Linked DNA regions of Homo sapiens: regions 2, 3, 4, 5 and 6 are each linked to region 1. Evidence: chromatin loops called from intact Hi-C (ENCODE). Cell type or tissue: heart right ventricle. All regions are shown on one strand. Each heading gives the region's core, and the rest is flanking DNA. Links, peaks and the distances in the headings are about the cores only.

What was found. Peaks named below come from ENCODE experiments on the same cell type or tissue, not always from the same donor. Only the 100,000 strongest peaks of a DNase experiment are listed, where the experiment ranks them.
Region 2: a loop joins it to region 1, with 10 times the contacts of the local background. A loop is called at or near these places in 86 of 110 quality-filtered maps.
Region 3: it touches region 1 in a loop (10-fold over the local background); 49 of 110 quality-filtered maps call a loop at or near these places.
Region 4: a loop joins it to region 1, with 12 times the contacts of the local background. A loop is called at or near these places in 49 of 110 quality-filtered maps.
Region 5: it touches region 1 in a loop (11-fold over the local background); 67 of 110 quality-filtered maps call a loop at or near these places.
Region 6: a loop joins it to region 1, with 8 times the contacts of the local background. A loop is called at or near these places in 62 of 110 quality-filtered maps.

The regions. Positions count from the first base shown.
Region 1 is chr1:61,040,465-61,045,773 of GRCh38, reverse strand. No RefSeq gene overlaps it. Among named protein-coding and RNA genes, the nearest start is that of NFIA, 39 kb to the left of the region's middle. In heart right ventricle, for the core only: CTCF peaks have their summits at 2,432 and 2,644 (motif pointing right); DNase peaks (open chromatin) are centred at 2,143 and 2,653; H3K4me3 peaks cover 1,108 bases; H3K27ac peaks cover 1,032 bases.
Region 2 is chr1:60,968,038-60,973,346 of GRCh38, reverse strand. NFIA-AS2 (NFIA antisense RNA 2) reads left to right here and starts at 2,607. Exons shown (of 7, transcript NR_110617.2): 1 at 2,607-2,799. In heart right ventricle, for the core only: a CTCF peak has its summit at 3,109; a DNase peak (open chromatin) is centred at 2,326; H3K4me3 peaks cover 376 bases; H3K27ac peaks cover 2,312 bases.
Region 3 is chr1:60,269,691-60,274,999 of GRCh38, reverse strand. The region is part of intron 1 of LOC105378761 (a long non-coding RNA gene); the gene reads left to right. It overlaps LOC107984962 (a long non-coding RNA gene), which reads right to left. Exons shown (of 3, transcript XR_001738091.2): 3 at 4,778-5,309. Among named protein-coding and RNA genes, the nearest start is that of LINC02778, 160 kb to the right of the region's middle. In heart right ventricle, for the core only: no CTCF peak of the experiment used is centred there; no DNase peak of the experiment used is centred there.
Region 4 is chr1:60,278,868-60,284,176 of GRCh38, reverse strand. It overlaps LOC107985379 (a long non-coding RNA gene), which reads right to left and starts at 3,714. Exons shown (of 4, transcript XR_001738093.1): 1 at 3,559-3,714; 2 at 2,192-2,357. In heart right ventricle, for the core only: CTCF peaks have their summits at 2,432 and 2,640; a DNase peak (open chromatin) is centred at 2,626.
Region 5 is chr1:60,846,203-60,851,511 of GRCh38, reverse strand. No RefSeq gene overlaps it. Among named protein-coding and RNA genes, the nearest start is that of NFIA-AS2, 120 kb to the left of the region's middle. RefSeq lists an enhancer at 1,549-2,379. In heart right ventricle, for the core only: a CTCF peak has its summit at 2,740 (motif pointing left); no DNase peak of the experiment used is centred there.
Region 6 is chr1:59,968,384-59,973,692 of GRCh38, reverse strand. It overlaps a transcript of CYP2J2 not described here. Among named protein-coding and RNA genes, the nearest start is that of CYP2J2, 44 kb to the right of the region's middle. In heart right ventricle, for the core only: a CTCF peak has its summit at 2,129 (motif pointing left); a DNase peak (open chromatin) is centred at 2,112.

The sequences.
Region 1 (5,309 bases), core at 615-4,614:
CCTTAGCTACTTCTTTTTGGTACCATTTCCCAAAAATGAGCAATCCAGGGCTTTTTTTTGGTAAATAAAGGGCAGAGCTGTGATCCAGTCTATAGGCCACTTTGGTCATTTATTTATTTTGACACAGAGTCTCGCTCTGTCACCCAGGCTGGAGTGCAGTGGTGTGATCTCAGCTCGATGCAACCTCTGCCTGCTGGGTTCAAGCAATTCTCCTGCCTCACTCAGCCTCCCGAGTAGCTGGGATTATAGGCATGTACCACTACGCCCGGCTAATTTTTGTATTTTTGGTAGAGACAGGATTTCACCATGTTGGCCAGGCTAGTCTCGAACTTATGACCATTCACCTGCCTTGGCCTCCCAATGTGCTGGGATTACAGGTGTCAGCCACCGCACCAGGCCTATAGGCCACTTTGAAACTCATTACTGTTCTTCATATCACCTGTGTTGAATCAGAGCATTGACCTTCCCAAGTCCCAGTCTCAGTACTTCAGAATGTGGGTATCTCCCTGAGTCAATTGCAGGGCACAGGCTGTTCTGTGTAGTTTCAGCTTTGGGAAAGCAGATACTTATTACAGTGAAATGACTTTTTACAACAGACAGGAATAAGATTTGCTTAAGAAGCTGAACTGCTGCTCTTGATCATGGAGGATGGAATGTTCAGTAAGGGCCACTGGTGAGAGTCTAATAAACTGATATTACTTATTATTGACATTAAATGGACCAGTCTCATGGGCCGGTTACTCCGAAAGTCAATTACCGAAGCCTGTAGTAAAAACTCAGTGTTTTCAAATAATTTAGAGGCTCCAAAAGGTATCAGTAAAACATGGACTGCTGAGTGTCTGAGGCAACAGAGCTGACTGAACATAAACAAGATGGGCATAGTCACATATTTATTTGAAGAACTCCTGAAGATGCCCAGAGCCTAGGGATCATGGGAACGATTCTGAAATGGTTGAAAGAGAAGGAGGGGTTATATCAATACCAAAAGTATTTAGGCCCAAGGACATTGTCTCATTTAACCCTGTGTAATCCTCACAATACCAAGGCATAATTATCCCCATTTCACGGAGGGAAACAGAGACTCATAGTTACAATTCCTAAGAGGCTTGGATAGGGCTGCTTCTGTGCTAGTCTGGCCCCAAAGCCAGTAGATTATCCGTTAGATTCTGGGCCCCTCAGCCTTCTCAGTCTGGGCTTGATTTACTTGTCCAACTTTATCTTCCAACCGGAATGATTGGCTCTTTTTTTTTGACAACGTCATCTCGAACTTTATTAAGTATCTGTTTTCTAGGCTGAGCCTACATAGAACAACCTCTGAACTGCAATGGACTCACGGAGATGTCCACACACAGATGCTCTGAGACTCCACTAGCCAATTCCAATACCCATCCTTGATTTGTTTACTCAGCTTTGCTGCATCTATTTGGATACTTAATCTAACCAATTTGTCCCTTTTTTGAATTTTTCTCTCGCTAATCAGCTTGCAAGATCCTATTCTCATTCTCAATAAGCGCTGCTGGTGCCTGATTCAGTGCTCCGCACGTTGTTGTCTCTCAAGAAATCCTTGCTGGTTGCCTGTAAGGCACCCACTCTCCCTCCTTCCCTTCCCATCCTCTCCCCCAACAAAAGCTGGTGCAGAAACATCCCAAAAGGGGCCAGGTTCCACGTGCTTCGTCCCCTTCCTCTGTCCCCTCACTGTCACCCACCAGGCCCCAAATATAAAAGGCGAAAGGCGCCGTTGCAATCAAAGCCTCAAAACAAAAGGCTCAAGGGGCGACTTTATTGACTCAGCCCCAACCAACTCAAACTTCCCCGTCGTCAGAATGTTCTTTCCCGCCACTACCCTGTCTTCCTGGAGCTGAACTTAAGACTCTTGGTCTGGCACTCGAAAACGCGTGAGGGGTGTGTGTGTGTGTGTGTGTGTGTGTGTGTGTGTGTGTGTGTTGGGGGGAAATGGGAGAGGATAGCAATAGTGCCGAAGGTGGAGGCAGTGGGGTGCGGGGAGAACGTTTCCCAGGGAACCTGAGAGCCCCAGATCTCGCGGCTGGCGACTTCCAACTCTCCCAAAGAAAGCCGCGGGCCTAGCTCGTTCATCAGTGTCACATTTCAATGGCAGCGCGGGGCGGCCTCGGCCAGGTGCCCGCGCGGGGCCGCGCGCCTTCCCGGCACGGCTCGGCCCGTCGGCGATTCAGACACCGCCAACCCACAAAGCCCAGACGGGAGCCCGGGGCTTGGGGAGGCCCCGAAGGCCCTGCGCGCCTCTCCTTCCTGCCGCCCCCACTACCCGGGGCTCCTTCGCGGCCTGCCGCCGGGCAGTGCGGGCCGAGTTCGGGCCTCTGTGGCTGGAGCCCGGCCGTCCCCGCGCCCCGCTGCCGTCGTGGCTTGGGGGTTCTGTCCTTCCTGCCTTCGAAGGCCAGGTCCCTCCTCACCCTCCACGCTGGTTCCCCCGGGAGCCACTGTCTGGGGCCAGGGGAGCCGGACTTTCTGATCGCAGCCCAGCTCTGCGCGACAGCGGGGCCGCGGACACAGCGTCCGCAGAGCGGCAAGACACTTTCTAAACTCGGGGATCTTTCAGTTTGCGAACAGGGTGGCGAGTAGAACTCTACCCCCAGCGCCACTGCTTTTACCCGGCCGCCGCGAGCTGACACCAGAGGGCGCCGTTTTAATGCGCTTCGGGCAAGGACCAGCTCCGGGAGCGCTCCGGCGTCGAGGCCGGGCTCGGATCTCGGGACTCGCTGCGGCGCCCTCTCCCCTAGGGCGCTCGGCCTGGGGTGCAACAGCGAACCCCGCTTCCCTCTTCGCGAGGGGAGGTTTACTGCACAGGATTGCGCCCTGGCTTTGCACAGAATGAGGGTTCCTTGCAGCCGTCCGGGTGAGGAGGAGGAGTGGCCCCTACCTGAAGCCGTGCCCCCGCCTAACTGCTAAAGAACACGTCTGCAGGCGTTGTTCAATTGAGAACGACTAATTAATTTTCCAGCACTTGTGCAGAATACTTTAAAATGGAAAAATGAAGGTCTTCGATGAAAATGAAGCTTGATAGTGTGCACCTGCCACTAATGTACGGTGCACGGCAACTTCCCCTCATTAGAGCGATGACTTGGGTTGAGAACAAGTCATATAGTGAAAATCACTTCAACACGTGCCTGTTCATATGCATAAACTCCTGTGTACCAGATGGCAAAATATAATGACATCTTAAACAGCTAATTGCATAAACCTTGTAATGCAGATAATTGCTGTACCAAAGTAGGAGTTAATAATTTCCCACTGTATTGCTTGACTTCAGAGTAATCCTCAAGGAAAGTTGTGACAATTCTAACACACTAAAGTTCACCAAGAGGTAATTAAAACTAGCAGTTAAATCATTTGACTTTCAAACCCTTAATTATGATTCGGAAGAACTGCTTTGTGGAAACCCAGAATTTACGGATGGTTATGTGATAACATTTAATGCCTGTATTTCATCAAGTTTTCTTTCATATATTTTATTCTGGAAAGTTATTCCAATAGCAAGAGGTTTCCATTTTGGGGTAAGAGTGGTTAACTGCCACCCCCAGTTGGACTGTTGATTTTTTTCAATTAAACATTTATTTATAGAGCCCCTTCTACAATAACTAACTCCAAGCCTTACCATGTGCCTGGCATTGTTCTAAACTTTACAGGTATTATCTCATTTAATCCTCAAAGCAACCATCTGAAATGTGTACCACTGTCATCCTCATTCTCCAGATTAGGAAGCCCAGACATAGAGATGCTAAGTAATTTGCTCAAAGTTGTCTAGAAGTCACTTTCCCAAACTCCTACGGTCTGACCCCAGAGCTCATGCTATTTACCGCTGTAATCTACTGTCTCATGGATTAAACCAGGGCCTTAATAATTTAATATTTCTTTTCTTTTCTTTTTTTTTTTTTTTTTTTGAGAAGGAGTCTCGCTCTGTCGCCCAGGCTGGAGTGCAGTAGTGTGATCTCGGCTCACTGCAAGCTCCGACTCTCGGGCTCACGCCATTCTCCTGCCTCAGCCTCCTGTGTAGCTGGGACTACAGGCGCCCACCAGCACCCGCGGCTAATTTTTTCTATTTTTAGTAGAGACGGGGTTTCACTGTGTTAGCCAGGATGGTCTCGATCTCCTGACCTTGTGATCCGCCCTCCTCCCAAAGTGCTGGGATTACAGGTGTGAGCCACCGCGCCCGGCCAATAATTTAATATTTCTAATTATTGTCTAATAATATTTAGAAATAAAACTAAAATAACATAATTGGAGTATAAAAGTCAGTTGACAGGTAGATGTCTTTGCTGAATTTATCGGTTTATGTCACGATACATTCCAGAAGCAGCTATCTGCTATTTCCACAGGGTAATTCCACAACAGTGAATACACCAAGAAAAATAAGCCTTTGAAACTAAGTTTTTATTTCATCAATACCTAGTTTAGAAGGCATGTGTGTCAAATATTGTATGTTCTCATTCATAAGTGAGTGTTAAAAATGTGTACACATAGACATACAGAGTGGAATGATGGACAGTGGATACTCAGACAGGTGAGAGAATAAGGGGGGGGGGTGATAAGAAATTAGTTAATGCATACAATATACATTATTCGGGTGATTGATAGCCTAAATGCCCTGACTTGACCACATTGCAATCTATGCATGTAACAAAGTTGCAGCTGGGCACCATGGCTCACACCGATAATCCCAGCACTTTGGGAGGCCAAGACTAACAGATCACTGAGGCCAAGAGTTTTAGACCAGCCTGGCCATCATGGTGAAACCCCATCTCTACTAAAAATACAAGAATTAGCCAGACGTGGTGGCAGGCACCTGTAATCTCAGATACTCTGGAGGTTGAGGCAGGAGAATCGCTTGAACCCAGCAGACAGAAGTTGCAGTGAGTCAATATCGTGTCACTGCACTACAGCCTGGGCAACAGAGTGAGACTCCATCTCAAAAAAAACAAAACAAAGCAAAACAAAACCAACAGAAAAACAAAAAAATTGCACACATACACCATAAATTTGTACAAAAAATGAAAAGCATGTGTGGCTTAATGTTTCTCTTTCTTCATCTTCAAATAAAACTAAAATTAGGCTTCCCAGGATATACAATAATGAGCATAGAACAAAATACTCTTTATAAAGTACACAGAGAACCATAGCCTTCCTTCTCCATATTGATATTGTAGAATTTCTCTTTCCTCAGTTTGGGTAGATGTATGGGGGCATAAAATGAGAGATGCCAGCTACTTCCTTAGTATAGGGGCCATATAGCGTTGGAAAGCCCATCATTAGAGATTACTTTCTGTGAGTTGAGT
Region 2 (5,309 bases), core at 674-4,673, 72 kb after region 1:
AGGAGGTCCTCTCTGCAACATGCTTTTGTGATAACATTATGTGGCTTAGCAAGAGTTCTACAAACAGGGCCCCTTTGAAGGGATCTGTCCCTTCTGCTTTTGAAGTAGGGTGACCACAGCCCTCGAGCAGAGACCTTCAGATATCCTCAGGCGGTGGTTTCATCTAGACTAAACTAGTTACAAACCCTTCCACTTATCTAATAGTTTATGCACGGTGCACACATATGTCTTGTTGAATTGAGTAGCACAGCTTTGTGGGATTCACTGGGCAGCACGTGTGATTCCCATTTTATAAATGAGAAAACTGAGACTCAGAAGCTAACTGACATGCTCAAGGTCATAAAGTTAATCTGTGGTTGAGCTAGGACTGGACTTGGTCTGTTTGACTCCTCCTCCCATGTTCTTGACTGAGTCAACACAAAAGCATTCCCTATGTATGAGGCATAGAGACTACAGAGATGTTTTAGGCTGGGCTCCTACACCCAATAACAGCAAATGTCTGGTCTAAATGCTTTACTTAGAGTAACTAATTTAATTCTCATAACAACCCTACGAGGGAGTGCACTTTTTACTCTTGTTTTATGCATGGGAAAATAGAGGTACAAAGCAGTAAAATAGATTTGGGGTTCACATACAGGTGGTCTAGACAGGGAGTCCTTTGACTTAGCCACAGCACCCCACTGCCCCTATGCTTAGGGAAGCTACTGGGGAGAGGAGTGAGATGCTGAATAACAAGGAGACCTATGACAGCCTGGTAACAGCAGGTCATGCCTGCTTGGGTTCAAATACTTGGCCCAGTGCTTAAAGCTGTTTGGTCTTGGGTAAGTTTTTTGTGTGTGTTTATGTGTCAGTTTTTCATCTGTAAAATGAGATTTTGAGATTGCTCACTTCATAGAGAGGTATTATGAGAATGTAATGATTATGTGTGTATGTGTGTGTATGTGCATGCATATGTTCAAGTGTGTGTGCGTATGTGTGTAGCTAAGAATAATCTCTGGTCCTCCAGTTAGTATGATTTGAGAGTTTGCTATCATCATCATTGCAAGGCTATGAAGTGAACTAATTTCCAGACACATAGCGCAGACAAGAGTCACAGATTCTGAGAAGAGGGAGAATTTATTGTCAGCAGGAATGGTCAGGACAGGCTTCAATGAGGAGGTAAGAAGATGTTAAGTGGATCTCGAAGGATAGAATCACAGAGTTGGGAGTTGAAGAGACTTCAGCATTCATGCAATCATATGAGTTTATCTCATAGAAGAAATCTAGGACCACAAGGGAGAGGTGATCATGCCATGTTTATCCAGCTAGTTGGGGACAGGGCCTTGACTGGAACCCAGGTCTCCTCCAAACCATGCCTGTCTGAATTTTTCTGGGCTAGAAAAATTAGAAACCCTGCATCCCCAGTCAATACTGGTGCTCCCTCTTGTAGTCCTCACTCCACTCTAAGCACCCTTTACTACCTTTCCTCTGCCATCCCTTTGGGAGAGATGCAAGTGAGCAATGAATTCGACAGTGATAGGAAAGACCTCCTACAGAAGCAAGGGACTTGATAATCTATAAACAGTTCCTGGGTAAAAACCATGAATGTGTACAGAGCACCTACTATCAGGTGCTTACTGAATTTTCTCAATCTCCACCGTAACTGCTATCATTCTTTGTACAGATAAAAAACCAAAAGGCTTAGTTTTGTAGTATCTTAGTTTTGGTAATTTTCCCAAGATCTCACAAAAAGAAAATGTTTGAGCCAGGATCCGAACAATGGTTTATAAGATTCTTCTATCCACCCACCCATCCATCCACCCACCCATCCCTGCACACACCCATCCATGCACACACTTATCCACCCACCCATCATCCATCTGTCTATCTGTTCATTCATCTTTCCATCCAAGAAACCTTTACTGAGAGTGTGTTCCATGTAAGGCAGTGTGCTTGGTGGTATGGAGCTAAGGAGATACATAGCCCCCTGTCCTCATAGAGCTGAGTGGGGCCTCCTTGAGGGTACTGTTGGGATAGTGTTAGGGAGGAGAGTGATGAGGAAATGGTTTATGTGGAAACTGGGCACTTGGGAAGACCATGACAAGAGGATCAGTGGGTTGCTCCCTGACTCCTGCTTCTAAGGTTGCAGATGAGTGCCCAGCTGGCCAGCTGGCCACTGGCATAGTCTGCCTCTTTGTGTAAAAACTAGTGGAATCACATATGTGCTGCTCCCAGATGCAGTCTCGGCACCAACACCTTCCAAGCAGGAGGTTCTGTCATGGTGCTGCCTGCCAAGCCTTGTCCAGAGGACTGAGGCCACTTGGCCAGTTGCACTGGGCCCTGTGCCTGTGCAGAGACTGTCTCACCACAGCAGCTGGGGGCGGCAGGGAAGGGCAAGAGCTTCTTTTGTGTGTGTGTGTGTGTGTGTGTGTGTGTGTGTGTGTGTGTGTGTGTGTTTAAGCTGGAAAGAAGCCCTTTTTCACTGTGCTCTGTACTTGAGATATTTCACTGAGTGGGAGACAAAGAGGCTTTGTGTGCTCTTCAAAGTGCTCTCTGCTGACTGTGATACACATCCAGGAAAAACCCAGACCAAAGCCATGAAGTCACCCCAAGTTCAAACCCAAAATGCAATTTGCAGTGGTTAGAAATGACAAAGGATGGGTGGTAGGATCCAGAGAAAAAACAGTGAAACCCGATGGACCTTAAATAGATCTGAGGGCACTGATTTGATTATTTTGGGTGAAATCTTTTAAGAAAATCTTGTCAGATTCTTCACAGAAAATTTGGTAAAGCCTATATTTCATCGCCAGCCTAGCAAAGGTAAGACCCACGTTAATTTTCTTGGAATATCACTGTTGTTTTTATTCTTAGGGTGTATGTTAGGGAGAAGAGCAGGGAGGTAGTTTGTCAGATGTTGTTCTTTCCTTGTTAAGCTTCACCTGTTCTTAAGAGCAACTTGCACTTTGTCAGCCACAGAATAGTGCCTGCCGTTCAGGCCAGTGTTTTAGATATAATTGAATTGCTGGGACGCATTAAACATCATAGGGTTTTTAGCGGAGAAATAATTTAATGATGTGGCCTTTAGGATTGTTAATTAGCACTGTCTGTATGAACATGTAACAATAACACCACCTACCGTAAAAGCGAATGTTCTACACTTCAGGACACTCATTTCTTTAGGGCTTCCCGCAGAGAAGCAGTCATTAACTCTTTTTTTGACAAATGCTTTTAGACATGCTCTGTAGGGCCGTGAATTCACCCTTCCCTCCAATCCTGAATCCTTCTCTGCATTTATCCACAAGGCAAGCTGGCAAACAGGGAAACAAGGAGAACTGTGTGCTCAGCCCTCCAGAGTGGCACGGATTATGAGGAGGTGATGGTCCTTCCCCGCCAAGATCCTGAGACACTGTCACTCCGGAATCCAAAAAGAGATTCAGGCAAGGATGTGGGAAAGTTGGAACCCTGCATGCTGTTGGTGGGAATGCCAAATGGTGCAGCTGCTATGGAAAACAGTATGGAGGTTCCTCAAAAAATTAAAAATAGAATTACCATATGATCCAGCAGTCCCACAGGGTATTTATCCAAAAGAATTGAAATGAGGATCTTGAAGAGATATTAGTACTCCCATGTTCATTGCAGCACTATACACAATAGCCAAGATGTAGAAATGAACTAAATATCCAACAACAGATCAATGGATAAAGAAAATGTGGAACACACACACACATACACACACATCCCAGAATATTACTTAGCCTTAAAAAAGAAACTCTAAAATATGTGACAACATGGATGAATCTTGAGGACATTATACTAAATGAAATAAACCACTCAGAGAAAGACGAAACTGCATGATTCCACTTATGTGGGGTATCTAAAATTGCCAAATTCGTAGAATCAAAGAGTGCAATGGTGGTTGCCAGGAGCTAGGTGGAGTGAGAAATGAACAGTTGTTAATCAATGGACATACAGTTTTAGTTAAGCAAGATGAGTGAGTTCTAGAGATCTGCTGTACAACGCTTTACCTATGGTCAATAATACTGTATTGTGTGCTTAAAATTTTGCTAAGAAGGTGGCCCTCATGTTACGTGTTCTTACAAAGTTAAAAAGGAAAAAAGTAATGGGATTGGCTCACTGGAGGAGAAGCTGTTGGCTTGCATCCTGCCTGCCCTGATGAAGGGAATGGTCAGGGGCTTGTTTCTCTGCTGGAGTTCAGGCGGGTCTGTCTGAGCCATGGGTCTGGAGGAGGCCTGCATAGGCAGCATGCCATAGGTTTCTCTGGCTTCCTGAGAACAGAGCCTGATAATGATGGAGAAATGAGAGCTTCCCACTCCTTCTTCTGTTTACATTAGAACAGCCAAGTGTTTCTTCAACCATCCACCATTCCCTTATGTCACATGTCTTCTGAAGACACTTTACCTCTTCAGTGAGGCAAGAGCAGCAGCATGAAGGTATTTGAACACTAGATTGTGCCTTGTTCTTCAGTCAGCCAAACTTTTCCCTAGCCATGTTCTAGGCCTTGATGTCTTCACGAAACCTCACCTTCCAACATCTCACTCTGGCCACAGCCCCCTGTCCTGCTACTTCTCTTACTCCTCTCTCTTCTCACAGCCTTGTCTGGCCTCTGGTCCAGAGATGGCCAATGCCTGGTGTGATTGTTGCCACTCTTTCCAGCTCATTGAGAACCTCACAGACTGATCATGCCACTCTCCTATTAAACCCAGAGGTTGCTTTGGGATCCTTCTCAGCACAGGTTCCATCAACTGGAGTTGATGCGTGAGATGAAAACTATTTGCCATTCCAGCTCCAACTCCTTGATCCACTTTCTCTCAGTCCATCAGGCAGGACAGACTCCACACACTTGCATTTGAACTCTTCATGGCACCCCTCCCCTTCCCTTGCACACGCACATGCTCTGTCTGTCCAATGATGTGTTCTCTCCACTTTCTCTACTCTCATGCCCAGAGCACTAAGTATTTTTGGAGTATTTTGCATTATGATGTGTAGTTAATGCCACATAAAAATTTGTGGTTTCTACTTTGGAACTGTCTTTTATTTGTTCTTTATTAGTATCTTCTTGCATTTCCCAGAGAAGCCTTCCAGAGCCTATCTTGCCTTTTCAGTTCCCCAAACCACACCACCTCCCCTCCTTGTCTGTCAACCTCACCTCCCATTTCCCTGAGAAAACTGGCAGAGGCTCCCTATGCCTCCGCCCCTGCCTTGTCCCCCACCCTCTGCCCACATGCACCCTGTCTCTCCCTTTGAGAATCTTTGTTATCTTCCTGCCTAGAGTGCTGTGGCTTCCCCCTTCTTTCTCCTGAGATGTTCCC
Region 3 (5,309 bases), core at 540-4,539, 770 kb after region 1:
GTCAGAAGGTCCTAGAGTTCTCGTAATCCAGTCCCATAATATTTACAGATGTGTTTACTTTGGCATATGCAAAAGAACACAGGGTTCATAGTCAGTCAATCTGGGGTCAAATACTGACTTTGCTGCTTTCAGCTTTATGAGCTGTGGTATGTTGCTTAGCGTTGTTTTCCCTGATTATAGATAGGAATATTGATATCTAACTCATAGAATTATTTTGAAGATCAAACATGGTAATATGTAATCAGTTAGCACATTTGTGGCACACAGGAAGGGGGCTCTTAAATGTGAGCCCCTATTGTCATTATTCTTGTAATACCGTGGTACTTCATTGCACAATTCTAAATTTATAATCATGTGAGCACTGCTTGGTGTGGGTGCATATTGACCATACTGCTACTGTTCAGCTACTCTCAGGCAGGCCTAGAGCTTAGTAGAGGTGTTGAAAAGTAAATTTAGCCACAACCCCTAAAGATAATACTTTTTAAAAATTTTGGTGCTTAAAACACTATTTTAAGGGTGATACCTAGCAATTCTACAACGATTTTTCTATCTGAATATACATTTTTCCAGTGAGATCTTCTCAATTATCTTGTTCTTCCTTTTATTCATTCAAATTTATTGTATGAAGCTTATTGACTGACCTCAGTAACGTGGACTCAGTTCCTCTAATGCTTTTGAACTCTCTCTCTCTACAAACTCCAGTGCAGAGAAAATAGAATGACACATATGCATTTATAATAGGTAAATTTGGAAGCATGAACTAGTCATGCTCAGTGCAGCTCCTCCATTTTTCTTCGTGGGGCACATAACTTCCAGAAGGCATACATTCTCCCCTGCTCTGATATGCCATATTTTAATGAGAGACAGTCCCATTAGAGAAGACTTGTAGACTTTTGGCTATGACTGTAACTAGCTGGGTTAATCTATGTAATCTGGATCAATATTGGAGGTTTACTTCCCATGTATAAACTACATTCTCTAACTTAGTCTTATCAAAGTAAAGAAGGGAGGCAATATGTTTTGGCCCCTATCTGCTGACTAATTGTTTAAGAAGTTGAGCTATTAATATAAAGGAAAATACTGTTTAAACGACTCCCAAAAGACCATTGTGTTGAGTCTGGGATCATGAAATCTTTGATTCGGACTATTTTCATTTATTTTTCATGCTGCCTTTTATTTAATAGGTCTTTTGCACACTACATTCAAACATTGGAAGAATGATTAGTTTCATACCATGTAACATGCTTGTAAACTAGGTTTGTATACCATTCTGAGATATTTTAGGCCTTCAGATAATAAATATTGACCCTCACTTGGAACCAAGCCAAGGCTAGTCTAGAGTTGCATGTCTTGTCTAATTTTACATTATCTTTGAGGCTCTACATTGTAACAACTGCCAATTATGCTTATGAATATTGGAGATCCAGTGTGGCTTCATCCTTTGAAATAAAATATATTTTATTTATTCCAACGATAAATTAATGAGCAATTTAGAAGGAATGTAGGCTACTATCAATTTAGAGATGCAAGTTCTGCTTGTATGGAGAAAGCAGGAAAAATTACCACAAATCCAAAACAAAAAATTCATAGAAGAAGCATATTTGTGATGTTTTATTATTGGGAAATAGTCTGGCTCAAAAACAGTGCAAGAGCTATAGCAGCAGATTAGGTAATTGAAGGACATTTTGTAGGTGAAGAGAAAATGGGGGATTCAGCAAACATCTTCTTGTTCTGGAAATAACAGTGGATAAACTAAAATACTGGGAAATGAAAAAGTGAGACATGTATTTACAAAGGGAGTTGAGGTTTCTGAGGCCAAACTAGATCTGTGTGAATAGATGAATAAAAAGGAATTCATCAAAGAAACCCAGAGCTAACTGACCTAAAAGGTGAAAATAGAAAAATGGAGGATTTGGGCTGAGCATGTCTGGTTTATTCTCCCCAGATTTACCAATCAAATAAGTCGCTCACCCTCCCTTAGGATATATTGAGTAAACTGACAGAAAGAAGCCAGAAGTATAAGACTAACAGGGCTATCTCCACCTGAAAGAAAATAGAAGGAATGGAGAGAAAAGAATTTTCTCCTAATACGTAACAGTGAATCATGTACAATAAGATCAATAAGTGAAAATATAAAATTAAAACACATGAAAGAAGGGAACAGAAAAACTAGTGACCATTAGCTTTATAATTACCACCATTTGGTTTATAATTTAGCAAAAATTTTCCTAAAACCTACAGCATACAAGGCACCAGGCTAGTTACTATAGATGAACTGACGTAAAAGATACAGTTTCTGCTTTTAGGAGCTTACAGTAAAATGACGAAAAATATATTAAATGAATAACTTAAATATAATGTGTAAATGGTCATATAGAGGTATTCACAAGGGGCTTTAAGAGTACTTAACACAATCTAGAAATGGCTAAGCTTCGGGCTTAGTTCTTGGCTTCTTGGCAGCCAGGAGGAAGAGGTAACAATGGTGAATTTTATAAACTTCAACATCATAAAGAAAAAAATATAGCAATCCTTCAGGAAAGACCAATGTGTCTTTTTTTTCTGTCACTACATTGGAAAGAAGCTTTTTACATGAGATTTTGTAAGAAACGTTGAATGATGTAACGGGTAAAGTTCTCGGCATCAGTTCTTCAGCCCTTGCAGAAGTAGATATCATCTGCTTTGTCTTCATGAATTTTGATGACAGTAAAGAGCATAATATTGTAGAATATTCATTACCAAACTTGTTGCATAGCAGAATCATTTGATCTTTTAAAAACACATATTCCCAGGCATCATTCAATAAGTTCACCCTCAAAGTCTTAAATTCTCAGTTTACATTTTGACAATACCTCACTCCTTTTATCTTTTCTTACACTTTATAAACACTACAGTTGTCTTTAGACCTTATAGAGAACGCCAATTTATTAATCTTTCCATTTCTTTCCAGTCTATTAATTCTCCCCTTAGTTCTCTTTCTTTTCCTGGGTGATTATTTGGCTACTTCCTTGCCAGAATCCTCAACTCCTTAAGCTACTGTAGCACTACACATCTTCAGCCACCACTTTATAAAACGTTAACCCTCTGTGACTTCTTTTTAAAAGAAGTTCATAAACACATAGATGCAAGAACGAATTTTACAATTGATCAAATAGTGTTAAATTATCTTTAGGAAATGTCTCCAAATTATGAGTGAGGACATAATAGTGATAAAGAGCACAGCGATTGCATATGACACCTGCTTGCTATTTATGGAATATAATGGACTGAAAGATATGTTTGCAACACGCAAGGTACGGCAAATTGATAATAAGAGTAGGATGCACTCAGCTGTGTAATAGTCCTTTCCATGAGGAACTTATAGGCTACTTGAGGAGATAAAACAGATAACAATAATAAGATTTATTGAGTGTCTACTAAATTACAAATTTAAATTTGTAATTACTAAACTTCACGATATCCCTATTTATCGGTATCTTTTGCTATATTAACAAACTACTTCAAAATCTAGCAGCTTAAAACAGTCATTCTCAAAATGTGGTACCCGGACCACCTGCATCAGCATCACGTGGGAATTTACTGGAAGCGCAAATTTAGGAACTTCCATGCGAGACCTTTAAATCAGAAACTCTGGGAGCTCATTGGTCTATTGTAACAAACACCCGAAGTGATTCTGATGCAAGCTAAAGTTTGGAAACCACCAACTTAAAAAAGCCATATGTATGTATGTGTTTACAGACGCGTGCGTGCGCATGCGCGCGCGCGCACGTGTGTGTGTATACACACAGAGGACTGAAAGTCCAATATATATATTGGACTTTGTAGTATGCATGCAAGTTTGCATACTTCGTAAGTCCAATATATATATTGGACTTTGTATGCATGCATGTAGGTATATGTATATACATACATACATACATACATACATACATGCATATGGTTGTTTTAGTTGGTGGTTCCCAAACTTTAGCTTGCATAAGAATATACATACATATATATGTATATTCATACATACATACATGTATATTCATACATACATACATGTATATTCATACATACACGTATATTCATACATACACGTATATTCATACATACACGTATATTCATACATACATATATATGTATATTCATACATACATATATATGTATATCATACATACATATATATGTATATCATACATACATATGTATATTCATACATACATATATATGTATATCATACATACATATGTATATTCATACATACATATATATGTATATCATACATACATATATATGTATATTCATACATACATATATATGTATATCATACATACATATATATGTATATTCATACATACATATATATAGTGGATGATTCTTCTCATTTCAGCTATGTTCCCTCATACATCTGCTGGTGAATTAGCTGGGATCTGGCTGATCTACAATATTCTCAATTGAGACAGCTCATCTCTGCTCCATGTGGTCTCTCATGCTTTAGGAAGGTAGCCTTGGCTTGTTCACATGACAGTTGAACATGATTCTAGGAGAGCAAATGGGAGTCCACAAGGTCTCTTGACTCTAGGGGCCTATGTTCAGAACTGGAACCTTTCACATCTGTCATATTCTGTTGGCTAAAGCAAATCTCAAGAACAGTTTAAACTCAGGGAGTAGGGAAACAGACTCTGCCTATTGATGAATGAGCTACAAAGTCACAGTGCAAAGAGCAAAGATACAGGTTTGAAAATTGAGGCCTTTTTGCCAATGGTTTACAGCAGGGTAGATATTTTTATACTTAACATATGTAGGCGTAAGAAATTACAGCTCAGGAAATTTACAAGGTCATCCATCTAAAAAGTGGAAAATACTAAATTTAAACCTAAGCCTGTTTGATTCTGACTGACCAGATCATGTGCAAATAGCTATAATACAACATAGTATGTGCGAAGTAGAATAGAGGCCCAGAAAAGAGATTGTAATAGTTCAAAAGACAGAAAGATGATTTCTGGCTGGAGAAATCAGAAAATTCTCAATGAGAACAATGAAATTTGAAGGATGAGCAATGTAGGAGTGAAATAAGTTTGAGCATAAAACAAAACATTTGTTGAAAACTACCAAAATTCCATTGGTAAATACATGAAAGCTCTTTTAGCTGGAATTTAGGGTATTTAAAAAGGAAAAGAAAGAGATACATTTAGAAAAATAGTCACCAACATGGAGAACTTTGAATACCAAGGTAAGGAGTTCGAACTTGAAGTTTTTGAGCAACACTTATTAAAATAAGGTATTATCATATAAGTTCCAATTATATATTTATCTTCATGCAAATTATC
Region 4 (5,309 bases), core at 407-4,406, 760 kb after region 1:
TCTATGTCCAGGGCCCCACAACAGATTCCAGAGGCTTAACAGTGCTCTGGACCATTGAAAATGGGTGGAAAACTCTCCATGGGACGGAGAGACAGGGAACTGACATGTTGCTGGGCAATGGGCAATGATCTAGATATAGTCAGCAGGTCATCCTTATCAGGCTACAGTGAGAAGGATCACCTAATTTTCCAAGCGATGTACCGTGCTTTCTCAAACAGAAAATCTGCTATCCCAGAAAGGCCTTCCATGGCCTTGTGCTGCTCCCTGGCACCAGCAGCTGCAGGACATTTGCTCCCAATGAGTCAGCATTCTCCCTTTGTAGACTCTATGCCTGCCTGATTATCAGCTTTACTGTGGAACCTTCAGATAGTCAAGGGAAGGAACAGATCTCTTGCTCCTAACACCTTGACCATAGATCTTTAAATTGAACAACAAAAAATTTCTCATATGGTACTCTGCTTCTGATCTAAAAACTTGCTTTGGGATGAGGAATACAGGAAGAATGGTAATTCTTATTTACCCTACCAAGGGAGATATGGTAAATAAGAATTGGACACAGTGGTTAATTCCAAATATCATTCCATCATATGAGCTGTTGTTATTTGTGATGTTACTAGCAGCCAGATCACACCATCTTCTTTAGCAATCCATTCTGCCCCTAGCATCACAGCTTTAAAATGGAATAGGGTACATTTCATAGACTCACAAAAATCCAGCTTTATTTATGTAGCAAGTTCAGATAAGTGATATGATTTGTTCAAATTCATACAGCAGAACCAAGGGTAGATGTCACTTTCAAGTTCAGGCTTCCTCCCAGACCAATTGCTATTTTATTTTATTTTTCCAGACCAACATTTTGTTAACTGCTGATATCTTGTTTGTTGCACAATCCTTAAAGTCAGATTGTTTTCTTATCCTGGCCTTACTGTTTGCTAGCTGGATGTACTTGAGCAAGTCACTTTACTCCGCTGAGACTTATATTCTAATCTGTTAGATAGAGACTCTCATCTGGGGGAAATAATATATGCCCCTTATAATCAATGTGATGATTATATAATTTAATTCATATAAAGGTTTTAGGACAGTGACTTGTATATGATAATTTCTCCATAATTTTTTTAACATTTTAGATAAAGTTGTTTTTTAGATGCTCACCTGGCTCTTGTTTTTTTCCCCTCCTTTATAATTATAATTATTATGCAACAAATGTTACTGTGTTTTAAACACTATGTAAGGTAGATATTTTTAAAATAAGATTGATTATTCTCTAGGTTTTGTGAATAAGAAAGTAAATAAAATCCATCACTTTCTACACATGTACCCCATAAGTATATACAAATATGTAACAATGAAAACATTTTAAAATCCATAACTTCATAATTAATTTACTATATTTTATTAAGTTTTTGAGGTTATGTCTATTTTAAGCATATGGTAGAAACGTTATGTAATGATATACTACTATGAATCTCTTTTCAATTTCGTGTTCAATGACATTACCTTGATTTTGAAATCAACCATGGTGGAAATATTTATACCATGAAAATTGGCAAATGCTGTAAGTCAGGGCTTGATGTATTGTTTTGATGATTTCGCTAGACTTGATAGGTTAATAATGCTGTATTCTGTCTGTGACTATTGAGTCATAAACAACATAAATAACAGGAAATATTTTTCAGTATTAGTGGATTTAACACTATTAGTGAATTTAACAAAGATTCGGCTAATACCATTAACAAACAAGTGAAGTTTTAATATATGCCTTTGTCCATTCACTTTTTTGCTCCCAGTTAACATAAATGAAAATATCAAGCACCATTCATTTCACAATCACACTTGTTGATCAGTGAAGTAAGAGACATTTTTGCTGAACCAGACAGTATTTAAACGTTTATTTGCAGGCTGATATTGTCAAATAATGGTTGGATTGCAATAATAGCTTGGCCATGAATACAAGAGTTCAACAGAAATTAACTAATGTATTCTATGAGAATCAATTAGCTATATGGAATTTATAATAAAGATTATTGTATATTTTATATATATAACATGTAAATTGTGTGCTACTTGTCCTGTATATGAGTGAAATGTATAATAAACTTATGTACATGTACATATGCACATATTTTTCCCCCAGGGAGCTGGTTGTTAAATATTTATCAGCACACCACTGTCCCCAATTCATATCTACCTTCTAGTCATCACCTCTCTGGCTTTGGAGCAGATCATAAACTCTAGAATCCAGACACCAGCCAGTGCAGTACTTCACAAGCTCTGCAGTACTTCTCAGGATCTGTTTTCCCAGGATGACCTTGTGTGAGCTGTAAGTCATCAAAACCTGGTTCCTTTGATCTGCCCTGGGGAGAAAGGAATTATGTCCCTTTAACATGGACAAAACTCCACGGGACCTCAGCTTGCAAATTCAGGATTAAGAGAACTTGAAATTCATTGACATTCTACAAACTCAGAGCTAACGAAGCCTGTGAGGGTCATCCCTTCCAGAACTTTCGTCTTTATGGAATGAGTATCAGAACAGGCCAGTCTCAGGCTCATGTCTGAGTGATTTATCATTTTCATTCATCACCTCTAAGGCTGAGCTGGCCCCAGTTTCCCTTGTCTGGGCTATGGATGTCCCCTGCTGGAATCCAGAGCTCACTGCAGCTCAGGGAATTAGAACAAATGCTGCGGCCGTAGATGCATTGTGTGTATGTGTAAGAACACACTCGCTGTCTGCGTGCCTCTCGACAGGAAACCACTCCGGAAATTCACTCTCTTGTCCTGGTTTTACAGGTCTGCCCTCATTTACTGATTTCATGTCCCAAATGATTGAGAATCATTATTTATCAAGTCTTTTGAATAATGTCTACCACATGGTAAGCTCTCAATAAACATTTACTGAAAAAAATGAGCATAGCCTTGTAAGGTACATTATGCGTGATCTAATTTCATCCTCACAACAATCAAATAAATTAGGAACTATGGTTAACTCCTTCTTGTTTTCAGGTGTTGGAACTCAGGCCTAGAGGTTAGGTCACTTACATAAGGTCACTTAGCTTGGATGTGGCAGCATCAGCCTTAGGGCATAAGTGTCCCTGTCTGCAGGCTCGCTGCTCTGCTACAGCCTGCCATGCAGTCTCCAAAGGGTTCCTTCTCCACAGCTTCTCCAAACAGAAATACCTGCTCCTTTTTGCTTTCGTATTTCCCCACTCCCAGTATTCACCCAGGGTGAATCTCGTCCTTTGTCCTGCTTGCTGTGTACCCTGGCCAAATCCCTTCGCCTTTCAGAGCCTGAGTTTCTTCATCAGATAAATAAAGGGGATGGATTAGCTGACTCTTAATTTTAAAATGCCAATTCTAAAATGCTGACGCTTTCTGAATTTAATTTCAGGATAGACATGCTGAGGTCCAAATTGCTAGGGATTTCCTCTCTGGCCAAGGAAACAAAACTCAGTCATATACTACTTGTGAGTTTGTATCAGGAGGATGAAATTAAGCCCCAAAGTCTGCACTGCCCTTTGGGAACGTACTTTTTCAGATCAGAAGCCAACGATCACTTACATGAGAGGTTATCAGTAGATGGACAAAAAGCACCATTTCTCTCTTCTCTCCAGTGAGCCAAAGCATGGTTGCCAATTCAGACAGCCAGTTGGGAGTTTTCAACATGTGACAAGCCCAAAGGCATTTCTGAAGCTGCCAGCACAGAGGCCTGTCGAATCTGCTAAGGAACCAGATGCAGCAGATAAATATCTTCCACAGCTTGGCATCTGGGGCCTGTGCTTGCCAGCTGAGAGAAGGGGCTGTGTTGCACAGTGCTGGGGGTGGGGATGGCAGAGAGACAGCAGCTGAACAAATCACACATATTTCTCATTGAAGTAGAAAAAAAGGCAATTCTAGAGAGCATTTCAAAATTCTAAAAGGACCAGATTAAATACGGATGGTTATATGTAGGTTATTATTATATGATGGACTGGATTATAAATAGGTAAGTTATATATTGTGGTCTTTGATACCATTGTTTCATTCAGTCTGTTGATATTATTTTGCATTTCTAGAATGCAATAGTCTTTATGCAATTCATTTAGTGCAATTACATTTACAAGACAATCTCTCTCTCTCTCTCACACACACACACATACACACACAAATCTTGTATATCTAGCTCTGCACCAAATAAAAATTACAGAAATAAAGCATTCTTTTCATCATGAGGCAAAAAATGACTATGTGTTGAGTCATGTGTCCAGACTTTGTTTTTTCAAAAATATATTTCCCTTTTAGATTCTTCAAAAGAATTGATGAAATTTCATCAATTTCCTCTCAATATAATTCATAATTATTTATTGAATGCCTACTATGTGCAAGAGATTGCTTGGTGCAATTATTATGAAGAGAAAGAGACAAAGTGTCTTCAAGGAGCTTATTAACAATTCCTGGCATACTAATAATCAATGGGATTTTCCTCAACTTCAACCTGATTAAGGGCATCTTGAAAAACCTTCTGCTAACATCACAATTGGTGGGGAAAAACTGAAGCCTTTTTTCTTAAGCTCAAGTGTAAGGCTGTCCAATCTCACCACTTCAATGTCCTATGAAGGTATTAGCCAATGCAAGAAGGTCGGACAAGAAATGAAACCCATTCAGATTGAAGAGAAAGAAGCAAAACTCTATTTGCAGACAGCCTGGTTGTCTAAGTAAAAAATTCTTTTTTTTTTTTTTAAAATTTTTTTTTTTTATTATACTCTAAGTTTTAGGGTACATGTGCACATTGTGCAGGTTAGTTACATATGTATACATGTGCCACGCTGGTGCGCTGCACCCACTAACGTGTCATCTAGCATTAGGTATATCTCCCAATGCTATCCCTCCCCCCTCCCCCGACCCCACCACAGTCCCCAGAGTGTGATATTCCCCTTCCTGTGTCCATGTGATCTCATTGTTCAATTCCCACCTATGAGTGAGAATATGCGGTGTTTGGTTTTTTGTTCTTGCGATAGTTTACTGAGAATGATGGTTTCCAATTTCATCCATGTCCCTACAAAGGACATGAACTCATCGTTTTTTATGGCTGCATAGTATTCCATGGTGTATATGTGCCACATTTTCTTAATCCAGTCTATCATTGTTGGACATTTGGGTTGGTTCCAAGTCTTTGCTATTATGAATAGTGCCGCAATAAACATACGTGTGCATGTGTCTTTATAGCAGCATGATTTATAGTCCTTTGGGTATATACCCAGTAATGGGATGGCTGGGTCAAATGGTATTTCTAGTTCTAGATCCCTGAGGAATCGCCACACTGACTTCCACAA
Region 5 (5,309 bases), core at 686-4,685, 190 kb after region 1:
TGTTAGTTATATCTTACAATTATTGTTATTGATGTAGCATCAATTGTAATATTTCCTCTTTCATTTTTGATTTTATTTAGGTCTCCCTCTTTTTTTCTTAGTATAGCTAAAGGTTTGTCATTTTTGTTGATCTCTTAAAAAGCCAACTCTCAGTTTCATTGATTTCTTTCTGTTGTTTACTATTCTCTATTTCTGTTATTTCTGTTATAATCTTTGTTTTTTCCTTCATTTCTGCTATCTTTGGTTTTAGTTTGCTTTTATTGTTCCTTATAGTTCTTATAGTTCCTTAAGATATAAAGTTAGGTTATTTATTTGAGATCTTTCTTCTTTTTTAATGTAGGCATTTATCACCACAAACTTTCTTCTTAGTATGACTTTTGCTTATTTGCATAAGTTTTGGTGTGTTGTGGTTTTGTTTTTATTTGTCTTAAGATATGTTCTAGTTTTCCTTTTAATTGCTTCTTTGGTCCCTTGGTTGTCCAGAAGTATATGATTAACTTCATGTACTTGTGAATTTCCCAGTTTTCCTTCTGTTATTGATCTCTAGTTTTCATTCCATTGTGGTTGGAAATTGGTATGATTTCAGTCTTTTCAAATGTGTTAATACTTGTTTGGTAGCCTAATATGTGATCTATACTGGAGAATGTCCATGTGAACTTGAGAAGCATGTGAATTCTGCTGCTATTGGGTGGAATGTTCTTTATCTGTCTATTGGATCTATCTGATTTATAGGGTTGTTCAAGTTTACTCTTTTCTTATTGATTTTCGGTCTGGATGTTCTAGCCATAATTGAAAGTGAGGTATTCAAATCTTCTACTATGATTGCATTGCTGTCTGTTTCTCCTTCAGTTCTATTAATATTTGCTTCATGTTTTTGGGTGCTCTGATGTTGGGTGCATATACATTTATAGTTGATTTATCTTTCTGGTGAATTGGCCCCTTTTTATAATTATATGATGTCCTCTTTTGTCTACTGTGTCAGTTTTTGACTTAAAGCTTATTTTTTCTGTTATAAATATAGCTACCTCTGCTATATTTTGGTTACCATTTTCATGGAATATATTTCTTCTATCCTTTTCTTTCAGCCTGCATATGTCTTTAAATCTAAAGTGAGTTTCCCATAGGCAGCATATAGTGAGATCTTGATTTTTAAAAATCCATTCAGCCACTTGATGTCTTATGATCGGGAATTTAATCCATTTACATTTAAAGCAATTACTTATAGAGAAGGACTTAAGATTGACATTTTATTAATTGTTTTCTGTCTTGTAGCTTTTTGTTCTTTTTCTTTCTCTCTTTGTGTTGTCATTTTGGTAGTGACATGTTTTGAATCATTTCTTAATTTCCTTTATGTATCTTCTATGTGTATTTTCTTTGTAGTTAACATGATGCTTACACAAAACACTTATAGTTATAACAACCTACTTTAAGCTGATAACAACTTAACTGCAATCACATACAACTTTACTCTTTAACTTCTTTCTCCTTCACGCTTTGTGTTAACTCTTATACTATAATTAAAAGTGATTTATGGACCACCATTACAATATTCTGTATTCGTTTATAGATTTACCTTTACCAGCAAGCTTTATACTTTCACATGTTTTTGTGTTGCTCTTTAGCATCCTTTTCTTTCAACTTGAAGGACACTCTATAGCATTGCCTGGAAGTCTAATGGTGAGGAACTCCTTCAGCTTTTATCTGGGAAATTCAGTGTTTCTGCTTCATTTTTGAATGTCAGTTTTGCCATATTCTTTTTTTTTTTTTTTTTACTTTTAGCACTTTGAATATATTCTCTTATTTCCTGCTGGCCTGCAAGGCTTCTGCTGAGAAACCCATTGATATTCTTATGTAGAATCCTTTTCATATGGTGAGTAGCTTTCCTCTTCCCACTTTCAAAATTCTCTCTTTGTCTTTGACTTTTGGCAATTTGATTGTAATGTAGACTTTTACAAGTTTATCTTAATTGGGATCCTTTAGGCTTCTTTTATCTGTATGTCCATTTCCTTCCCCAAATTTGGGAAAATTTCAGCCATTGTGTCTTCAAATAATCTTTATGCCATTCTCAATCTCTCTCTCTCTCTTTCCCTCATTTCCTTCTGGAATAGCCATAATGTGTAATTAGTCTGCTTGATGGGGTTCCATAAGTCCCTTAGACTTTCATCATTCATTTTCATTTCTTTTTCCTTTTGTTCTTCTGACTAGGTAATCTGAAATGATCTGTTTTCGAGTTTGTTGATTCTTTTTTTCTGCTTCATCACTTTTATTTTTGAACCCCTCTAGTGAAATTTTCAATTCAGCTCTTGTGTTTTTAAGCTCCAAAATTGCTGTTGTTTATTTAAAATTTTTTCTCTTTGTTGATATTCTCATTTTGTTCATTTACCATTTTTCTAACATCTTTGTGATGGTTATTTTGAATTCTTTGTCAGGTACTTCATATAACTCTATTTCTTTAGGGTTGGTTACTAGAGATTTATTTTGTTCCTTTGATTGAGATATGTTTCCATATTTCTTTATGTGTCTTGTAACTATATTGGTATTCATGCATTTGAAAAACAGCCATCTCTCCTAGTCTTTACTCACTGACTTCATACAGGGAAATAACTTCACCAGTTATTTCAGCTAGAGGTTGTGAGGGCCTCTCACATCTTTTCTGGAGATGTGTTTTCTCTGGTTTCTCCCAATTAGAGAGGTTTGCAAGTTGTTTTTTTCAGAGCTTGTAATCTCTTGCTCCCTCTGGTGTCTATCTGTAGTATTATAAGTTTTCTGGTGCAACCACAAGCAACTGAGTTTTTAGGTTTTTTTTTTTTTTGGTCCCTCTGGCCCTAAGCAAACAAGGTATGTTGGTTTCCCATTAGGACTCTGAATCAGATGAGGCAAAAACTCGTCCCTCAGGAAGCCCCCTGAAAAGGCAGAATGCTAGACACACATACCACCCTCCTGTTTTTTCCCAGGGAAAAAGCCACAGCTAGGTGCTTACTCTTGATTACAACAAGCCCTGCTAATTTCTATCTGTGATATTACAAGTTCTCTGGCACTGCCACAAGCCGCTGACTCTCTTTTGCTCTCTGTGGCTCCCAGGCATCCAATGTATGTCAGTTCCCATGAATCTTCCGAGTCAGGTGAGACAGAAACCAGTTCCTTGGGCAGCCCCTCAAAAGCTGAAACTTTGAACATACATTTCATTCTTTTCTCTACCTGTCACAAAAGAAGCTGTATGTTGGGCTTTTCCTCCCAGAGATGTGCTGGCTTGGGGGAGGGGCTGACATAGTTAATGAAATAAATTTCTTATCCATTTCAATGCAGCTGCTCTTGGCTTTGAGATTGCCTGGGGGTATTGTGACTTCCTAACTGATTTCTAGGTTCTCATAAAAACTTTTTGTCTGTGTATTGTTGTTTAGTTAATGTTTCTGTTGGGGAATGGGGTCTGGGGTTTCCTATTCCCCCATCTTGATGATGTCATTCTTCTATATCTCTTAAATAATGAGAAATTAAAACTTGCTCACTCCACACTCATATGTGCAAAGACACACACACACCTTATTATCCTACCTATGGCCTCCTTTTTATTTACGCAGTTCTCCCCCTAATGTATCCTCTCTCTCAGCGTTGCCCAGCAAGTATGCCCCAAGGTCCCATGAATAGATTTAATAACATCTTTAGACCTAAGCCATAGGAATCCCTGCTCTAGACCTTGTATTGAAAGATAATACATACCACAAATACAAAAAGACAGATTTATTTAAGAGCACATGGGCACCTCTGTCACTCAGGATCTGTTGTTGAGGGCTGACATATGCAACCGTAAACATTTGTTCTTACAAGTAACATCTTCTGGACCTCAAAGAAAAACTTTTTTTTTTTTTTAAATATCTCTTAATATACGTCCCTGAAACATGCTTTAAAGGTTTGTGGTTTGTGTCATTGCCAATGTTGAAGCTAGTCCCTATTTTAGAATGTGGGAAATATTTGAACAACTGAAGCATTTAGGTAAAAGAAGAGGCGAATTAGTCAATTTGTCCAATCTTTCTTTTCAAAAAGCTTTAATATGGATATTCCTGCTCAATAAAGAATCACTTCCCAGTGACATATAGGGTACTTTCTCTTGCTTCTCTGTCTTCTGGTTCTGGAGATACATCAGTTGGTATGGTATTTATAGGAGTTACAGGTGGCAGATGAAGAACTATTAACTTTGTAATAGTTAAAATTTATATTACCCTGAAATTTATATATAGGAAGAAGTAACATGTACGATGTCTGATACTGATTCTTCACCTTTCTATTAAATCTGGTTACTGTTTTTAAAATGGTGAAAATCATGAGACAAGTGATAATTTATACAATGAAATTATAATAGTTTGTAAAGCTTTCTATGATAGTGATAATTTATCATATGTAATCCCACTATAATGTTTGCATATTCTACCTAAAATTTAAAGATCTTTCTAAATCTAAGATAATAATCTAATTATTTTAATAATTTTATTGATAATGCCAGTTTCTCCTGCCTCTGAAGAGTGAGTTTTCTCTAAACTGAAATTAGTATAAACTTACCTAAGAACTACAGTGACTCAGGAATAATTGTGTAATTTGGTGTTACTACTAAAGGAACAAAAATTATATGACAATCTTGATTATAATAGCATAAATTTTTTTTTGCCAAAATGAAGGAAAGAAAATTTTGTGGAATTAGTGTATAGCAATTTATAAATTATGTATTCCTTTATTTTAGTAGTCAACAAACATCAACCACTTATTAGTAGAACAGTGGTTTATTTTCAGTGACATAAAAATAATAGCTTCACACATATTTTTATTTTTGTTTCTATTAAAGTATATTTGTCAATGTAGGGATATAGAAGGCAGTTTATGCAACAGTTTACTAGTTTGATTATGAATTTTGAATTTAGACATCCAGTATATGGACCTCTAGCTATACTCTTGTCCTGAACCCATAAAATGTTTGAACCTGGTCTGAATAGGTTATGGCATGACAGCCAACATTTATGACTACTGTGACACTGAAAGTGTCAATGAGCAGGTGTCTGGAAACGTGGAGCTGTACTTCAACATCCTGCTGATCATATCTATGGAGCTGTTTGAGGGTGCTCTAGAAGTGCAGTGCTCAGCTCAAGGAACATGAGTGAGGGGAATAGGATATGGTTGAGGGTCCTGGTATGGCATCTTCTTTTTGTACCCTTTGAGTGGCCTCAAGCAAGCTGCAGAATTACTACTCTAATCATGCGAGCATATTTATAGCTTCATCACTGTTTAAAATACTGGGTTTGAGAAAATTTGACTTATATCTA
Region 6 (5,309 bases), core at 448-4,447, 1.1 Mb after region 1:
ACCAGGAAGTGGCTGCATCTTGCAAAGTCAGGGGTCCTGAAAGAGATGCAAATAGCATGCTGTGGGGGCAAGTGTGCAGTGGGAGTGGGGGTGTTAAGGAGGCAGTTTATGGTTGAGAAGTGACCTCATATGCTTGGGGAAGGGTATATCAAATACGATTATTTGGCAGTTGACAGGTATCTTGATAGATGAACCGGATTTGAAAAGGTAGACCTGAATGAGGGAAGAAGAGCAGGTTTCTAGATGGGGCAATGCCACAAACAGAGGCTCAGGGGTAGAAAAGTGTACTTTGTATACAGATCATAATAATCCTGTTTGGAGGGAAGACCAGCTATGAAGTGTTTTGCAAGAAATGTGACACTAAGGGTAAAGAATGGAAGTCTGATTTTATGTAATTTTCCATGTAAATTAAAGTCAAGATTATCCTTGTAAATATCATGGTTCCTGAACTCAAGAAACTTGCACTCTGTTGGGAAGATAAACAACTAAACAAGCAATTACAGCACAGCAGTAAGTTCTATGAAAGGTTAGGCACAGAGTGGTCCTTCTAACTCAGAGTTAACAGAGACATGTTACAGAGTGATGTCCAAGCCGAGAACTGAGGGACATGTGGGTGTTGTCCACACAATGAAGGACACGGGGTACTAAGTAGAGGGAACAGCTTGTGGGAAGGCTCAGACTGGAGTCAGACCATACATCCCTTGTTTGTGAGGGCTGCAGGTGTTAAGCACAGTGGAAGAGGAGAGAGCAGGTGGGAACTGATAACATGTGAGGCCAGGGGCCTACACGGGGTCAGCTCATGATGAGACTGTGTGCCATGTTAAAGAGAGTATGTGGTAAGGCGCCCTGGCCCAGTGCAAGCATGGGCTGGCTTCCCACTGCAGTCAGCAAATCAATTACGCCCTCCACCGACTTTCGCCTTGTGTATTTAGAATGCATGGAGTTAGCCTGCCAAACATCTGCTCTCGCTATTAAGCATGCCATGGTAACCATTGCACTCCCGTGCGTCAGCGCCACCAGGATTGGTAATAATCACAAGTGTCAAAAACGAGAAAGAATGGAGAAGGAAAGCTGTGCAAAATCCAGCGGCAAGATGATTGGGCTGGCAGCTCCACTCCAGGGCCCCCGCCAGCTGCACCTTCTGCTGCCCCTGTTGGGGGCAGGGGAATTGATGCCGCTCTGGCCTCCTCTTGCCCCTTCTGTTGATCCCTTTCCCTGTATTATTCATCCACTGCTTCCACCGACATTGGAAAATGTGCCGTGCCTTTGCCAGAACAACATATGTGCCCCTGCGTCATTGTGTGTGATAGATAAACCCGCCAACAGCTCACCAGACCCAGGGGGCCTCTGGGTGAAGACCCCGCATTGACACAGGCAGGCAGCATGGTGTCCTGGCAGAGGTGCAGCTCTGAAGGCAAACAGACCTGGCTTAGGATTTCAGCCGCGCAACTGCACAGCCTTAAGACCTTGGGCAAAACTCTCACCCTCTCTCAACCCTACTTGCCTCATTTGTGAAATAAGAGGAGGAACACTTACCTCAGGACTGTTCGGGGGCTTAGAGATAATGAATGGGAGATGGCACAGCACCTTTCACAGAAGCAGAGTTCAAGGTTAGCTAGTATGATATTTTTTAAATTGAGCTCTCAAAAAAATGCTAGGCACAATGCTGAGATCTTTATTCAAATTATCGAATCGAATATATATATAAATATTATATATAAGTCTAGTTCTGCTGCTAGAGCCACATATAATAAAATAAGCCTGTTTCCTCTTCCAAACCAAAGCCCTTCAGAAAAGCAGGGCGGGCTCCCATAGCCCTCGAATCCTCTTTTCCCCAGGAAAAGGGTCCTGAGTCCCTGAGCAGGGCTCATGCAGCCTGGTTCTCACACAGCCACTCCCCGCAGGGCACCCTCCACGCTGGCCAGTGTCTCTCTCAGAGATGATGCCCAGGTGGGCTTTATGTCTTTCCTTCCAGCCCTAGGAGTCACTGCATTTCGGGGCGCACACGGAGGACCTGGGCCTGGAGCTGTCAGGGCTGGTGCCTTCATCCGGCACACACCCCATCGTTTTTCCTTCTGTCCCTGGACGCCGCCTCCCAGCCGAGAGCGCGGTAACATGGGCTCCAGCGCCCTCTAGTGGAAGGCGAAGGAAATCTGCGGTCAAGGAGCTCAGGATCAGCGTGGGAAGAGGGAGGAAGAGAGAAAGTGGCTGATTATCTGCGTGAAAATCATAATTATTAAAAATGCCCGCCCAATCCACCCCCGTAGCTGCCGTTAGTTTGTGTCTGGATTGAATGTCAGTCTCGCCAGGTTAGTGTGAGATGGGTGACTTCCCAGAGGACTGCTATTTCTAAAGTCAGTCAGGAAAGAGGCAAGGGTGTCCTCACCTCCCATGCTTTTAATTAAACCTCATTATCCACCTCCCCACCAGCGTTCCTTCAGCTATGCTAAGAATATAAGGAGAAGGCATATTTGAACATATCGGGGCCCAAGCATCAAAAGTAGAGTGATCCCGTTTGGCACAGCTGCCCCATAGGCTCTTGGGGGGGATGGCAGGAAGGGGTATGATGAGCAGGAAGAGAACACCCGAGGCAGTAGTGGGGGATTACTGGGAACAACATGAGGTTAGATAGCAACTTGAGTTGGCGCTCGGGGTTACTGAAATACCCACCACTGGCCCCATCCTCCTGCCTTATGCAAATGAGTGGCTTCTTTCTCTACCAATAACTTTCTGGGGGTCATTGGGCAAGTCGTTTCACCTCCTGGGCAAGGTAGTGTCAGAGGTCCTCCATTCAGTTGTAATATTCAGTGAATATTCAATGAGCTCTAACATCAGATGGTCACCAAATCAATTTCAGCCATCTAGCAGACTGCTGCCAGACTGGGCCACAGGTCTACTGCACTGTTTTTTGTTTTGTTTTGTTTTTGTTTGTTTGTTTGTTTGTTTGTTTTAGACAGAGACTTGCTCTGTCTCCCAGGCTGGAGTGCAACCTCCACCTCCCAGGTTCAAATGATTCTCCTGCCTCAGCCTCCCAAGTAGCTGGGATTACAGGTGCCTGCCACCAGGCCCAGCTAATTTTTGTATTTTTTAGTAGAGACGGGGTTTCGCCATGTTGGCCAGGCTGGTCTTGAACTCCTGACTTCAAGTGATCACTCGCCTCGGCCTCCCAAAGTGCTAGGAAAACATAGAACTAGAACTATCATCAAATATCTGATGTAGCATTGACGCCATGGTTTTCTTCCTTCATGGTAACAGGGCGGTCTTCAACAAGCCAAAAATGAAGAAAAACATGGAGGTTTTTTTTTTATTGCCTTCATTTAGTATCTTTACAATCAAAGGAGTTTACATGCAGGAATCAGACTCAGAAATTACACTGTCTTATCCCTCATATGCAGGGTTATATAATAACAGCTTTCCCAGATTAAAATTCTTCAATGGTTTCAAAATTTCATAAGCGTATCATTGAGAGGTGACAGCGTGCTGGCAGTCCTCACAGCCCTCGTTCACTCTTGGCGCCTCCTCTGCCTGGGCTCCCACTTTGGCGGCACTTGAGGAGCCCTTCAGCCCACCACTGCACTGTGGGATCCCCTTTCTGGGCTGGCCAAGGCCAGAGCCAACTCCCTCAGCTTGCAGGGAGGTGTGGAGAGAGAGGCGCGAGCCGGAACCGGGCCTGCGCGCGGCGCTTGCGGGCCAGCTGGAGTTCCGGGTGGGCGTGGGCTTGGTGGGCCCCGCACTTGGAGCAGCCGGCCGGCCCTGCCCGCCCCGGGCAGTGAGGGGCTTAGCACCCGGGCCAGCGGCTGCGGAGGGTGTACTGGGTCCCCCAGCAGTGCCAGCCCACCGGCGTTGTGCTCGATTTCTCACCGGGTCTTAGCTGCCTTCCTGCGAGGCACGGCTCGGGACCTGCAGCCCGCCATGCCTGAGCCTCCCCCTGTTCCGTGGGCTCCTGTGCGGCCCGAGCCTCCCCGATAAGCGCCGCCCCCTGCTCCACGGCGCCCAGTCCCATCGACCACCCAAGGGCTGAGGAGTGCTGGGCGCACGGCACGGAACTGGCAGGCAGCTCCACCTGCAGCCCCGGTGCGGATCCACTGGGTGAAGCCAGCTGGGCTCCTGAGTCTGGTGGGGAGGTGAAGAACCTTTATGTCTAGCTCAGGGATTGTAAATACACCAATCCGCACTCTGTATCTAGCTCAAGGTTTGTAAACACACCAATCAGCACCCTGTGTCTAGCTCAGGGTTTGTGAATGCACCAATCCACACTCTGTATCTAGCTACTCTGGTAGGGCCTTGGAGAACCTTTGTGTCCACACTCTGTATCTAGCTAATCTGGTGGGGAGGTGGAGAACCTTTGTGTCTAGCTCAGGGATTGTAAACGCACCAATCAGCGCCCTGTCAAAACAGACCACTCCGCTCTACCAATTAGCAGGATGTGGGTGGGGGCCAGATAAGAGAATAAAAGCAGGCTGCCCAGGCCAGCAGTGGCAACCCGCTCGGATCCCCTTTCATACTGTGGAAGTTTTGTTCTTTCTCTGTTTGCAATAAATCTTCCTGCTGCTAACTCTTTGGGTCCACACTGCCTTTATGAGCTGTAACACCGCGAAGGTCTGCAGCTTCACTCCTGAAGCCAGCAAGACCACGAGCCCACCAGGAGGAACGAACAACTCCAGACGCACTGCCTTAAGAGCTGTTAACACTCACGGCGAAAGTCTGCAGCTTCACTCCTGAGCCAGCGAGACCACATAACCCACCAGAAGGAAGAAACCCCGAACATATCCGAACATCAGAAGGAACAAACTCCAGGTGCGCCACCTTAAGAGCTATAACACTCACCGCGAGGGTCCGCGGCTTCATTCTTGAAGTCAATGAGACCAAGAACCCACCAATTCGAGACACATCATGAACCTTGGTTGGAGCAGCTCGGAGAGGCACATGCTCATCACAAAGCTGGCACAGAATTGCTGTCTCAGTGACCTGCATGTGCTGGTTGGTCCCCCCTCGGGCCTTTTACACATGTCCACCCCTCCCACAGCTCCATCCTCTGGTGTCACTGTCCGTGGAGCCACACAAACTTCTCATGCTCTGCAGCCAATGGTGATTAACGGAACTGGGATGCCCCATACTCTGCAAGGAACTCCCTGGAGGGAGAAATCTTCTGGAGTATGAGCCAGCAATTAGCTGCCCTGTTCAGGCTGTGTGCCCACCGCCTCATCTCTTCTCGGTGGGACTCCAGGCCCTCCAAGCGTCCTGACAGCAGGCCTCAGCCATGAGGGTCCAGGTACTTAGGTGTGTGGGAAGATTGGGACCAAGAGGGG